Regions from separate parts of the Homo sapiens genome. Here regions 2, 3 and 4 are each linked to region 1. A link is a contact called in ENCODE Hi-C or POLR2A ChIA-PET data. All regions are on one chromosome and are shown on one strand. Each heading gives the region's core, a stretch centred on a gene start or an enhancer-like site at or near the end of the contact. The rest is flanking DNA. Distances are from core to core; before and after follow the strand shown. Region 1 holds the start of RCE1 (Ras converting CAAX endopeptidase 1). Region 2 holds the start of ZNHIT2 (zinc finger HIT-type containing 2). Region 3 overlaps LTBP3 (latent transforming growth factor beta binding protein 3). Region 4 holds the start of MAP3K11 (mitogen-activated protein kinase kinase kinase 11).

Region 1 (3,121 bases), core at 271-2,770:
GGCCCGGAACACCAGCTCCTCTGTCAGCGGGGCGATCACTTGGTTCCGCAGCCAACGCATGTCTGTGAGGCAGCGGGCCCAGGAGCGGGGGGCTGCAGAGGGAATTCAGGACAAGCTGTGAGTGACGGGCTGTCAGACAGTGAGACCCCAGAGGCTCCAAGGGCTCCTCTCCCACAACTTTACCCTGGCCAAACTCAGGTTAGGCATCAATACTGCTGAGGACGGGGGTGTGGACCCAACATAAACCCAATGTCTTGAGATGACCTGAATGGAAGGCATTAGCTGAGGCAAGGGCATCCTGGAAGTAAACTCTGGAGACACCAAAATTTAAGCAAGACTAGCTCTGGTTGGGGAAGCAGGGGACAGTGCTCTCTGATCCACACCAAATACTGCTGGGGGTTCCCAGGGAACTCCTTGGACGTTGGCAATCAACCCTTAGAGGCCACCTAGCTCTATGTTTCCATTTTACTGATGAGAAAACACACCCAGAGAGATGACATTTCACGTGTCCAGATCACACCCTGAGCCCGCTGACTCCCTGCCCCAATGTCCTGGACTGCCTGTGCCTACTTTTCCCTTCAGCCTTTAAGACTCACCCAGGACAACCTTCAGCCCATCTGCCAGGTCACAAGGGCAATCCATAGAGAGCTGCATCAGTGGGCCCAGGAAAAGAATCTGAGGGCAAGAAAACACTTTCACCATAACCCACCGCTTTTGCCCAGACCTTTGCCCATGCTCCCTGAGACTCCAAGCTTGAAATCCTCTCCAGCCACGATTTCCAGACCATGCATACCGGAGGACCCTGGGGCCATCTCAAAAGTCCTGTCTCCCATCAACCAAAAACCAAAAACAAGAGTCCACGGCACTGCCCATCAGGCTGATAACAAAGACCAGAAGAAAAAATACAGCAGGAGCACTCACCATGGTCAGCAACAGGGGCAGCAGCGCCGCTGGGAAAATGCCCTCCAGCCTGAAGCCCATCAGGGTGAGCAGGGATGTGCCTGGCTGAGCCACAGGAAAGGGGGCATCAGTTTTGCTTCCTCCCCTAAAGACCCCTGAGCTCTCACCGCCGTTGCCCTTTGCCCCGCCTCCTTCGCACCTGGATGCCTGTGAGTTCCCTCCAGAGCAGCACGCACAGGGGTGAGAGACTGGACACCACCAGGACGCTGGTGAAGCGTCGCTTGATGACCGCGGGATGGTCCCTACGGAGGGGACAGTAAGTTCAGGGGGCCCGCGGCTGCCCATGAGCACGGACCCGCCCCCGGCTCGCCCAAGCTCCGCCCGCAGGGCGCGGATTCCGGTCGCGCGCAGCCCCCGCACCTGGGCAGTTCGCTCTTCCAGACGTAGAGGCTGCCCACGTAGGAGCAGGCGAGGCTGAGGCAGGAGAACACTGACACCCAGCAGCACAGCCCGGGGCCCAGGCCGCCCAGCGCCGCCGACTCGGGCGGCCGCTCCGGCCGCGACACCGACAGCAGTCGCAGCCCATCCCCGCCCAGCGCCGCCATTGCGCCCTGACCCGCGGCGCGCACCAGTGACGCAGTCCCAGGGAGGTGTGGGTGACGTCAGGCCGCGGCGCGGCTCCACGCCCCGCCCCGCCCCGCCCGGGCCCGACGCGGAAGCAGACGCGGAAGAGGACTTGGTGAGCGCGCGGCAGCTTTATTAAACCACGGGATAACGGCTGCCCGCAGCCTCCGGATCGGTGGGCGCTTGCGGAAGGGGACCCGGCTCAGGGCCCAGGGCTGGGACTCAGCCACTCTGACAGGTTGGAGACCTCCTGCAGCCACAGCACGTCCTGCGGGAACAAGGGGGCCCGGGGTGAGGACCTCTCAGCAGCGGCCCGTGGCCTGCACCTCCTGCTGAGCCCTTCCCTGCGCGGCCCTCGCCCAGTTACCTCCAGGCGGCTTCCGAGGCTCGCCCTGCCCGGCGCCAGGGCCCTGCCGTGAGCCTCGCGGTGCTCCCTTCCTCTAGGAGTGAGGGGGGCCGCGGTGGCTTCCGGGCGGCGCGGGGCGGCCTCTGACGGGCTCGGGGCCCTGGCAGAGCGCAGAGCTCGCATCTCCTCTATGCGGGGGCTGCCCCTCTTGAGCCTCTTGTTTTCTGCTTGCCCGCTGGTATCTAGGAGAAAAACAAGCCTCTTCATCTTACTTTCATGGCCCTGTGCTAGGAGCACCCTTGGCCAAGGGGAAGCCTGGGAGAACGGGCGCCGAGGGGCTCTTCCCACCGCATCCCTGTCAGCAGGTCCCATCCACACCAAAACCCTGCAGCTGTGGGCGCTTCTGGAGCAGCCCGAGGCTGCAGAGACGTTTCAGGGTCTCCCTATTCTCTCACCCAGGCGGGAGATTGTCCCGAGCCCTCACTTGGGGGACTCAGGCCGCTCAGTAACTTTCTGTATAGATTCTTCCTGGAGTCTGCACTGACAAGCTCCCCTCCCTGCCAGCCTCTGTCCCCCCTCACCTTTCTGGCCTCAGTTCTGTCTCCCTTTGTTGCTCACGTTGCATTGAGCAGTGCCCATAGGCAGCTTTCCTACTCTTAACTGATTCATTTGTCAAATTAAAGCGAGTTTAGATGGATAGATTCTTCCCCAGCAGGTCTTGGGGATGCAGATCAATGAGCTTTTCCCTGAGAGAAGCTCACAGATGCTAGGAGGGGATGCAGACCTGTGTACAAAGCCCAGGGTTAGAATAGAGAAGGAAGCCGACCACCTCTGGATGTGAAGAAGGGTTTCCATGAGGAGATACCTGAGCTGACCTTTTGTTTTTTTGAGACAAGGTCTTGCTCTGTTGCCCAGGCTGGAGTGCAGTGGCTCAGTCCTGGCTCACTGCAGCCTCGACCTCCTGGGCTCAAGCGATCCTACTGCCTCAGCTTCAGCTTCCAGAGTACCAGGAACCACAGGCGCATGCCACCACACCGGCTAATTTTTTTTACTTGTAGAGACAGGGGTCTCACCGTGTTGCCCAGGCTAGTCTCAAGCTGTCCTCCCGCCCCAGCTCCCCAAAGTGACGGTATTACAGGCATAAGTCACCACTCCTGCCCCAGAGCTGGGTTTTGAAGGATGAAGAGTGATATGCCAGACAAGGGAGAGAAAGGGAATTTCTTGCTGAAAGTTAACACAAACCTTATGCAA
Region 2 (3,121 bases), core at 270-2,769, 1.7 Mb after region 1:
AGGCATGCACCGCCACACCTGGCTAATTTTTTGTACTTTTTTGTAGAGACAGGGTTTTGCTATGTTGCCCAGGCTGGTCTTGAACTGGGCTCAAGTGATCCGCCCACCTTGGCCTCCCAAAGTGCTGAGATTACAGGTGTCAGCCGCTGTGCCCAGCCGAGAGGTCCTGTTTAAATGACGTGAGTGAGACCTGAGATGAACCAGTCAAGTGATCAGGTAGGGGAATATTTCAAGCCTAGAGGACTGTGTGAAGATGGGGAAGAGGTGATGTCTAGGGCTGGGGGCGGGCAGATCCTGCAAGGCCTTGTCAGCCATAGAGAGGAGTTTGGGTTTGAGTCCAAGTGCAATGGAGGGTCGCAGAAGGGTTTTGAGTAACAGATGGATCTCATCTGACTTGTGATCTAATTTCTCTGGCAGGTTTTTCTGGAGGGCTGGCAAGAAAGTTAGGAAAAACACTTAATGTGTTGTCATCCACATGAGGGGTCAGGAAGCTTAGACCACCAGTAGTAGCAGGGATGCAAAGAACACTCACAGTTTGGTTCATCACACCCCCCACTCCACCACAAGAGTGAGCTCTATTAGAACAGGGACCCCCGGCTCCCTTTGATGTGCATTGTGTTCTTGGCACCTAGAATGGGGCCTGCACTTAATAAGATGGATGAATAGTGGTATTTAATGAGAAGATACTTAATGAAAAGAAGAGGCAGTTTTGGAGGAAAAAAATCATAGGAGCTCAGATATTTCTTAAATGCTGCTTTCTATTTATCTTTTTGAGGTGGAGTTTCTCTCTGTGGCCCAGGCTCGCAGGCTGGAGAGCGGTGGCGCGATCTCGGCTAACTGCAGCCTCCACCTCCCGGGTTCAAGCGATTCCCCTGCCTCAGCCTCAGGAGTAGCTGGGACTACAAGCACCCGTCCCCCACGCCCGGCTAATTTTGTATTCTTAGTAGAGACGGGGTTTCTCCATGTTGGTCAGGCTGGTCTCAAACTCCTGACCTCAGGTCATCTGCCCGCCTCGGCCTCCCAAAATGCTGGGATTACCGGCGTGACCCACCGTACCTGGCCCTAACTGTCCTTTTATTTGTCTGTGTCCCCTAGTGCATTTTATTTGTCTGTGTCCAGCGCAGGGATGCATCGCCTCCCGTAGGCTTGGCACAATTAGTGGCCCAGAGTAGGTGCCTAGTAAAGATGGATTTATGCCACAGCACATTGTAGTGCTAAAAAGAGGGTTTTCTCTTTAGATGATCGGGCCACGTTTTGGTGTGACCACTAGGGGGAGACGTGGCACCGGCGAAGCGCTCGCCAGACCCATTTTTTCGCTCCTTGCGTCATCGCATAGGGCGGGGCTCGTACCTGACGCCCGGCTTCTGGGCCTGCTCTCGCCCTACTAGGGAAAGGGGTGGGGCTTGGCTTTCGGGCGTGGGCGGAAATTGCCGAGAATCCTCGGAAGCTTTGCGAAAACACAGCGCGCCGTCGGCCGCGCTGCGAACCGGAAGTAATCGAAGAAGCCCCGGAAGTTTCGAACTACCACCGGCGTGCGTTCGCAGGTAGATCGCGGTGCCAGTTGCCATGGAGCCGGCCGGGCCCTGTGGCTTCTGCCCGGCGGGGGAGGTCCAGCCAGCGCGTTACACCTGCCCTCGCTGTAATGCGCCCTACTGCTCGCTGCGCTGCTACCGGACGCATGGCACCTGCGCAGAAAACTTCTACCGTGACCAGGTGCTGGGAGAGCTCCGCGGTTGCAGCGCTCCTCCCAGCCGCCTAGCAAGCGCCCTACGCCGGCTGCGTCAGCAACGCGAGACCGAGGACGAGCCTGGGGAAGCAGGCCTCAGCTCCGGCCCGGCGCCCGGCGGCCTATCGGGACTCTGGGAGCGGCTGGCGCCGGGCGAAAAAGCTGCCTTCGAGCGGCTGCTGAGCCGCGGTGAGGCCGGGCGGCTGCTGCCTCCATGGCGGCCGTGGTGGTGGAACCGCGGAGCCGGACCGCAGCTTCTGGAGGAGCTGGATAATGCCCCGGGTAGTGACGCCGCGGAGCTGGAGCTCGCCCCTGCGAGGACCCCGCCGGATTCTGTGAAAGATGCCTCCGCCGCGGAGCCCGCGGCCGCCGAGCGGGTTCTTGGAGATGTCCCGGGGGCCTGCACGCCCGTCGTACCCACCCGCATCCCCGCGATAGTCAGCCTGAGCCGCGGCCCAGTCTCGCCGCTCGTGCGCTTCCAGCTGCCCAATGTGCTGTTCGCCTACGCGCATACTCTCGCCCTGTATCACGGCGGTGACGACGCGCTGCTCTCTGACTTCTGTGCCACACTGCTCGGCGTTTCCGGAGCCCTGGGTGCCCAGCAAGTCTTCGCCTCTGCGGAAGAAGCCCTGCAGGCGGCAGCCCACGTGCTGGAAGCAGGCGAGCACCCGCCGGGGCCCCTGGGCACACGAGGGGCTATGCACGAGGTCGCCCGCATCCTGCTGGGCGAGGGCCCGACCAACCAGAAAGGCTACACGCTGGCAGCACTGGGGGACCTGGCACAGACCCTGGGCCGTGCCCGGAAACAGGCCGTGGCTAGAGAAGAGCGAGATCATCTTTACCGGGCCCGGAAAAAGTGCCAGTTCCTCCTGGCCTGGACCAACGAAAATGAGGCGGCCCTCACACCCCTGGCCCTAGACTGCGCCAGGGCTCACCAAGCCCATGCTGTGGTAGCCGAGGAGGTGGCCGCCCTCACTGGGGAGCTGGAGCGGCTTTGGGGAGGCCCCGTGCCACCTGCCCCAAGAACTCTCATTGAGGAGCTCCCTAGCTGAACGGGTTACCCTGGTCATTAATAAAGCTGTGACTGGTCAGCCCTGTTGCTTGTTTCTGAGGGATAGCTATTGTCCCACCAGACCCCAGATTCCTGGGCCCACAAGCCACTGCTCAGCTTCTCCCTGATCAGTGCTGACCCAGCCAGTCCTAGGGGAGAGAAGTGCACCAAGGGTTCCCAGTGTTTATCCAAAGGAGGAAGAGCATCTCCGATTTTGGTCACTGGTTTCATTTTTTTCCTTGCTCTAAACCACCTCTTCTCTGAGGTTGTTCATCCTCAGGGCTGGGTGGGGTGCAAGCCCTTGAGTCCCAAGTGTGTCGAGGCTCCTGGTCCTGGGTGTGCTG
Region 3 (3,121 bases), core at 247-2,746, 1.3 Mb after region 1:
AGGTTGCAGTGAGCCGAGATCACGCCACTGTACTCCAGCCTGGGCAGAGAGTGAGATTCCATCTCAAAAAAAAAAAAAAAAAAAAAAAAAGTTTATTGAGCACCTACTATTTTCCAGGTTCTGTGCTTTGTACTAGGTAATCAACAATCACCCAGGGCTCCCAGCTAGGGGAGGCCAACATGTAAACTGATTCTGACAGTTCAGGGTCCTGGGTGCCAAGAAAGGTATAGACTAATGATTAATTGCAATGGGGAGGTGAATGTTGAACTGGACTGAAACGTAAGTAGGAGTTCCCTAGGCATGGGAAAGGCAAGGCACGAGAAGTCATTCCAGGACCAAAGAGCAGTAATTGCAAAGCATAGAGATCTGGAAGGAGCTAGTTGTGTTTACAGAGGAGGGGAGGGTGCCCTGAGCACAGAGTTGGGGAGTGGAGGGTGGTCTAGAGTAAGGCGTGATGAGACCTAAAGGTATCGGAAGCTCAATTGCATTTGAGGCCTTTCCATTTGGGCTTCTGATACTTTTAGGTTTTGTAAGGTTAGTGGGAGCCACTGAAGGTGTTATGAAGGACAGCAGCTAATGTCCACATGCACATTCAGACACATGCACAGACACAGCAGACTTCCTGCTGTACATACTTTGAAACCAAAGTGGAAATTCAGGTTCTGAACTTGTGTGAGGCCCTTGAGGTGCAGCCCCAGGGAAAGAGGGGCTGGGTTTCCAGCTGCGCTACTCTTGCCCCGCAGACATAGATGAGTGCAGCCAGGACCCGAGCCTGTGCCTTCCCCATGGGGCCTGCAAGAACCTTCAGGGCTCCTATGTGTGTGTCTGCGATGAGGGCTTCACTCCCACCCAGGACCAGCACGGTTGTGAGGGTGAGTGTCCTCCCAGCTCCTCCCTCGGACTGGACAACTCCCCTGAGCTGCAGCTGGGATTCAGAGATGTGTCCTGGCCCCACCCTCCTAAATTTGGGGAACCGGAAGAAATCTCTTTTGGCTGGGGGAGTCTGGTGGGGCCAGACGATGAAGGGTCCAGAACACCACGTTGAGAACAGAGCCAACTCTCAGGAGGAGGCTAAGGGGAGCCAGGGAATGTGGGGGGAAAGACCTGTGGTGGGTGGGCAGGGTGGACAGGGCCAAGGGGGGTCTGTGCACAACCCTGAGCTGCCGTCTGCCCCTCAGAGGTGGAGCAGCCCCACCACAAGAAGGAGTGCTACCTGAACTTCGATGACACAGTGTTCTGCGACAGCGTATTGGCCACCAACGTGACCCAGCAGGAGTGCTGCTGCTCTCTGGGGGCCGGCTGGGGCGACCACTGCGAAATCTACCCCTGCCCAGTCTACAGCTCAGGTCAGGAGCCGGGCAGGCCCCTTCCCAGATCTTCAGTTTCTTCATCTGGAAGCCAAATGTGGGAAATGGCGCCCCCTGGCAGTTGGGAAATAGGCGGCGGGCTGCAGCCCTAAGCCCACGCGCGCGCTCAGTCCTGCCTCTTCCCTCCCCACGGCCGCCCTGCCCCTGCAGCCGAGTTCCACAGCCTCTGCCCAGACGGAAAGGGCTACACCCAGGACAACAACATCGTCAACTACGGCATCCCAGCCCACCGTGGTAAGCGCCCTGCGGCTCCGCCCGCCCCGCGCCCTCTCACCCCGGGTTGGGCTCGCCCGGATCCCGCCGGGACTCGCTGGGTCAGCTGCCCGCGCCGGGTAAGCCCCGCCCGCACCTTCCTCGCAGGCCCCGCCCTGTAGGCCCCGCCCCTCCTGTAGGCCCCGCCCGGGGATGGCTTCGCTCCGGTGGTGCGCCCAGCCCACGCCTCCGGGCTGCAGCTGCGGGACCGGAGCGGCCAGTGTTTGTCACCCCGCAGACATCGACGAGTGCATGTTGTTCGGGTCGGAGATTTGCAAGGAGGGCAAGTGCGTGAACACGCAGCCTGGCTACGAGTGCTACTGCAAGCAGGGCTTCTACTACGACGGGAACCTGCTGGAATGCGTGGGTGAGCTCCGCCCCCCGGCGGCCGTGGGGAAGCGGCAGGGAGACACGCGCCACCGCGCCCATCCCGGGCCTGCCCCTGCTACCCACGCTTTTCCTCCCTGCAGACGTGGACGAGTGCCTGGACGAGTCCAACTGCCGGAACGGAGTGTGTGAGAACACGCGCGGCGGCTACCGCTGTGCCTGCACGCCCCCTGCCGAGTACAGTCCCGCGCAGCGCCAGTGCCTGAGCCCGGAAGAGATGGGTGAGGCCCGGGCCGGGGAGTGGGGTACGCGGGAGGGGCGGGGCCCGGGCCGAGCTGTGACGGCCCCCACCCACCCCCTCGCTGTTCGTAGACGTGGACGAGTGCCAGGACCCGGCAGCCTGCCGCCCTGGCCGCTGCGTCAACCTGCCGGGCTCCTACCGCTGCGAGTGTCGCCCGCCCTGGGTGCCCGGGCCCTCCGGCCGCGATTGCCAGCTCCCCGAGAGCCCGGCCGGTGAGGGCGAGGGTTGGCCTTGGCCGATCCCGGGGCCCTGTCCGTCACGTGGCCCCCGCGCAGGTGGGGTGGGGCGGAGGCGGGCGGTTCCTGCCTTGGGCCCCTCCCCTGATGCCAGGTGTCTTCCGCAGAGCGTGCCCCGGAGCGGCGCGACGTGTGCTGGAGCCAGCGCGGAGAGGACGGCATGTGCGCTGGCCCCCTGGCCGGGCCTGCCCTCACCTTCGACGACTGCTGCTGCCGCCAGGGCCGCGGCTGGGGCGCCCAATGCCGACCGTGCCCGCCGCGCGGCGCGGGTAAGGCAGTCGGGGAGGAGTTGGCCGGGAGCGAGGATGGGGGCCAGGGCCCGGGGACCCGGACGTCGCTGACCAGTTCTGCTCCTCCCAGGGTCCCATTGCCCGACATCGCAGAGCGAGAGCAATTCCTTCTGGGACACAAGCCCCCTGCTGTTGGGGAAGCCCCCAAGAGGTGAGTGCTGCCGGGTCGGGCGGTGGCGGGGTTGGTAGCCTTTGGCCGGGGCTCAGTGTTGAAGTCCATATTGTTCCGGGCCACGCAGATGAGGACAGTTCAGAGGAGGATTCAGACGAGTGTCGCTGCGTGAGTGGCCGCTGCGTGCCGCGGCCGGGCGGCGCCGTGTGCGAGTGTCCCGGCGGCTTCCAGCTCGA
Region 4 (3,121 bases), core at 368-2,867, 1.2 Mb after region 1:
GCCGGCCTAAGGAGGAGGCCGGAAGAAGGAGCCGCGAACCGCCAGCCTGCAGTGGCGCATGCGCCCAACGATTCCAATTGGGACCCGGAAAAGGAAAACTTGACGGCATGAATGCGCAAGCGCAGAAAGGTGATGGCGCGGTAGGACGCGAGGGGTGCCCTTTGGGCGTGCGCAGACTCCAGGACTAAAGCAAGTTCGAGCGTAAAAGCGTTTGGGCGCATGCGTAGACCCAGGCGTTGCCAACCCAGGGTAGACGACTGGGCGGAACCAAAGAGACAGTTGAGTAGCCATTGGGTAACGGCAAAGTAATTGGCGCACAGCTCTTCCAATGAGTTACAGGAGGCGGGGAAAAGGTGGAGGCGTGGACTCCCCTAGTAGCAGCGAGAGTTCTGCACTACCGAAGCACGCCCCTCTCGGCCCGCCCCCTTTAATGCTGGACCTCGTACGTCACGACCGATTTCGCTCCCAGCGGCGTCTACTTCCGGGTCAGAGCTCAGACCTAGGGTGTAGAGAACAACCTTCCGTAACAGGCAGGAATAGTCGAAATAGGATAGCGTCGTCTTTCTTAAAGTGACAGGCTCAAAGCAATTGGGGCAGCCCTATCCAGAAGTTGTGAGGGCGACTCAGCTATTCTGAATCCAATCCTGGGCAAAGTTCTGGACAAGTCTCAGGTTTCTGCCAATGGGGAAGGGATATGAAGAAGCGGATTGTTTCCCAGGTGAGGAGAAGAAGAGAGCCTTAGGCAATCCACTCCAAGAGCTTGAGGTGCAGCCAGTTCCGTCTGTCCTCCAGTCTTCCCCACCCCATCCAACTAGCTCTACGAGGCAGAGCTTTCTCGTCCTCATATCATATATGAAAAGAATGGCCGGGCGCGGTGGCTCACGCCTGTAATCCCAACACTTTGGGAGGCCGAGGCGGGAGGATCACGAGGTCAGGGGTTTGAGACCAGCATGGCCAACATGGTGAAACCCGTCTCCACTAAAAATACAAAAATTAGCCGGCCGTGGTGCCACGCGCCGGTAGTCCCAGCTACTCGGGAGGCTGAGGCAGGAGAATCTCTTGAACCCGGGAGGCGGAGGTTGCAGTGAGCTTAGACTGCGCCATTGCATACCAGCCTGGGCGACAGAGCAAGACTCCGTCTCAAAAGAAGAAAAAAGAAAGAAAATAATGAGGCTCAGAATCGATGGATCGCACAGTCCCACAACTTCGCAGCCAAGACCAGACTCGGGTTCACCCCCTTCCCAAGTGTGGTTCTGTAACCCCGTTTTGCTGCCGCCGATGCGGATGCAGAGGGCAGAGATGGCCCATCCTTAGCAGAGACCAACCTCCACCCTAGGCAGCAGAGCACGCAGCTGGGGGCTTTTCTTTCTAGATCTCAAAAGCCTGCTGTGATGGGGGATCTGGTTCTGCCCTTTCCCTCTCTGCCTCTCCTGGCCCGCCTACCCGGGAACTCCCCGCCTGGAGCCTCTGGGAGGGGAGCGGTGCAGGCCGCCCGCGTCATCTGATGCTGTTTCCTGCAGGAGGGAGAAGAGCGGAAAAAAGTGAAACTCCACCCTCCACCTCTGCCTCCCGCCCCCGGGGCCAAAGTACAAAGGGAGGAGGAAGAAGGGAGCGGGGTCGGAGCCGTCGGGGCCAAAGGAGACGGGGCCAGGAACAGGCAGTCTCGGCCCAACTGCGGACGCTCCCTCCACCCCCTGCGCAAAAAGACCCAACCGGAGTTGAGGCGCTGCCCCTGAAGGCCCCACCTTACACTTGGCGGGGGCCGGAGCCAGGCTCCCAGGACTGCTCCAGAACCGAGGGAAGCTCGGGTCCCTCCAAGCTAGCCATGGTGAGGCGCCGGAGGCCCCGGGGCCCCACCCCCCCGGCCTGACCACACTGCCCTGGGTGCCCTCCTCCAGAAGCCCGAGATGCGGGGGGCCGGGAGACAACACTCCTGGCTCCCCAGAGAGGCGTGGGTCTGGGGCTGAGGGCCAGGGCCCGGATGCCCAGGTTCCGGGACTAGGGCCTTGGCAGCCAGCGGGGGTGGGGACCACGGGCACCCAGAGAAGGTCCTCCACACATCCCAGCGCCGGCTCCCGGCCATGGAGCCCTTGAAGAGCCTCTTCCTCAAGAGCCCTCTAGGGTCATGGAATGGCAGTGGCAGCGGGGGTGGTGGGGGCGGTGGAGGAGGCCGGCCTGAGGGGTCTCCAAAGGCAGCGGGTTATGCCAACCCGGTGTGGACAGCCCTGTTCGACTACGAGCCCAGTGGGCAGGATGAGCTGGCCCTGAGGAAGGGTGACCGTGTGGAGGTGCTGTCCCGGGACGCAGCCATCTCAGGAGACGAGGGCTGGTGGGCGGGCCAGGTGGGTGGCCAGGTGGGCATCTTCCCGTCCAACTATGTGTCTCGGGGTGGCGGCCCGCCCCCCTGCGAGGTGGCCAGCTTCCAGGAGCTGCGGCTGGAGGAGGTGATCGGCATTGGAGGCTTTGGCAAGGTGTACAGGGGCAGCTGGCGAGGTGAGCTGGTGGCTGTGAAGGCAGCTCGCCAGGACCCCGATGAGGACATCAGTGTGACAGCCGAGAGCGTTCGCCAGGAGGCCCGGCTCTTCGCCATGCTGGCACACCCCAACATCATTGCCCTCAAGGCTGTGTGCCTGGAGGAGCCCAACCTGTGCCTGGTGATGGAGTATGCAGCCGGTGGGCCCCTCAGCCGAGCTCTGGCCGGGCGGCGCGTGCCTCCCCATGTGCTGGTCAACTGGGCTGTGCAGATTGCCCGTGGGATGCACTACCTGCACTGCGAGGCCCTGGTGCCCGTCATCCACCGTGATCTCAAGTCCAACAACAGTGAGTTTCTGGGGGCATGGTTGGGGGTGGCATGGCTCTGGTACACACCTGCTCCCAACCTTCCACTGAGCCTAGCTTAGGGTCTACTGCAGGTAGGAGCTCCCACCCTAGGGGGTCCCAGCTGACCAGGGGTGCCCATGGGCTCAAGCTAGCCCCCAAACAGAGCCCCAGGCACCCAGCAGAGTCTTCCTGCGCCAGCTTCAGAAGTCCTTGACCCCAGCCTGCAGCTGCGGTTTGGACAAGTTAAGAAATTGGTATCTCTCAGGTGGGCCATAAGCATCCTGCCCAGCCATGGCTCCCA

What was found. Hi-C counts contacts between places; a loop is a spot of excess contacts on that map. ChIA-PET counts read pairs that join two places held with the same protein, here RNA polymerase II (POLR2A). Pooled maps may share reads with other maps.
Region 2: a loop to region 1 is called in a pooled map, with 4 times the contacts of the local background. The contact joins the promoter of ZNHIT2 here to the promoter of RCE1 in region 1. A Hi-C loop is called at or near these places in 8 of 50 pooled maps. POLR2A ChIA-PET finds 5 or more read pairs at or near these places in 2 of 52 experiments (CD4-positive, alpha-beta T cell and WTC11).
Region 3: a loop to region 1 is called in a pooled map, with 4 times the contacts of the local background. The contact joins the enhancer-like site here to the promoter of RCE1 in region 1. A Hi-C loop is called at or near these places in 2 of 50 pooled maps.
Region 4: a pooled map shows a loop between it and region 1 (9-fold over the local background). The contact joins the promoter of MAP3K11 here to the promoter of RCE1 in region 1. A Hi-C loop is called at or near these places in 3 of 50 pooled maps. POLR2A ChIA-PET finds 5 or more read pairs at or near these places in 2 of 52 experiments (WTC11 and activated CD4-positive, alpha-beta T cell).

The regions. Positions count from the first base shown.
Region 1 is chr11:66,841,840-66,844,960 of GRCh38, reverse strand. RCE1 (Ras converting CAAX endopeptidase 1) reads right to left here and starts at 1,520. Exons shown (of 8, transcript NM_005133.3): 1 at 1,321-1,520; 2 at 1,100-1,202; 3 at 922-1,005; 4 at 597-675; 5 at 1-92. The coding sequence starts at 1,505. TOP6BL (TOP6B like initiator of meiotic double strand breaks) reads right to left here. Exons shown (of 15, transcript NM_001302084.2): 14 at 1,892-2,112; 15 at 1,445-1,792. The coding sequence ends at 1,727. RefSeq lists an enhancer at 943-1,649 and silencers at 1,290-1,729, 1,840-1,979.
Region 2 is chr11:65,116,099-65,119,219 of GRCh38, reverse strand. ZNHIT2 (zinc finger HIT-type containing 2) reads left to right here and starts at 1,519. Exons shown (of 1, transcript NM_014205.4): 1 at 1,519-2,817. The coding sequence starts at 1,567. The coding sequence ends at 2,778. TM7SF2 (transmembrane 7 superfamily member 2) reads right to left here. Exons shown (of 10, transcript NM_003273.6): 10 at 2,990-3,121. RefSeq lists enhancers at 1,269-1,563, 1,556-2,099, 2,646-3,121.
Region 3 is chr11:65,539,351-65,542,471 of GRCh38, reverse strand. It overlaps LTBP3 (latent transforming growth factor beta binding protein 3), which reads left to right. Exons shown (of 28, transcript NM_001130144.3): 19 at 744-872; 20 at 1,179-1,346; 21 at 1,518-1,601; 22 at 1,858-1,986; 23 at 2,090-2,227; 24 at 2,319-2,459; 25 at 2,591-2,752; 26 at 2,844-2,924; 27 at 3,013-3,121. Among named protein-coding and RNA genes, the nearest start is that of SCYL1, 16 kb to the right of the region's middle. RefSeq lists enhancers at 1,294-1,343, 1,560-1,854 and silencers at 1,594-2,353, 2,404-2,603. Within about 2 kb of position 1,496, at least 37 of the 41 ENCODE cell types and tissues checked have a DNase peak (open chromatin) inside an H3K27ac peak, as active enhancers do.
Region 4 is chr11:65,612,717-65,615,837 of GRCh38, reverse strand. MAP3K11 (mitogen-activated protein kinase kinase kinase 11) reads left to right here and starts at 1,617. Exons shown (of 10, transcript NM_002419.4): 1 at 1,617-2,820. The coding sequence starts at 2,082. PCNX3 (pecanex 3) reads right to left here and starts at 62. Exons shown (of 35, transcript NM_032223.4): 1 at 1-62. RefSeq lists enhancers at 438-527, 588-637, 520-1,406, 1,148-1,577, 2,295-3,121 and 1 more and a silencer at 1,828-2,007.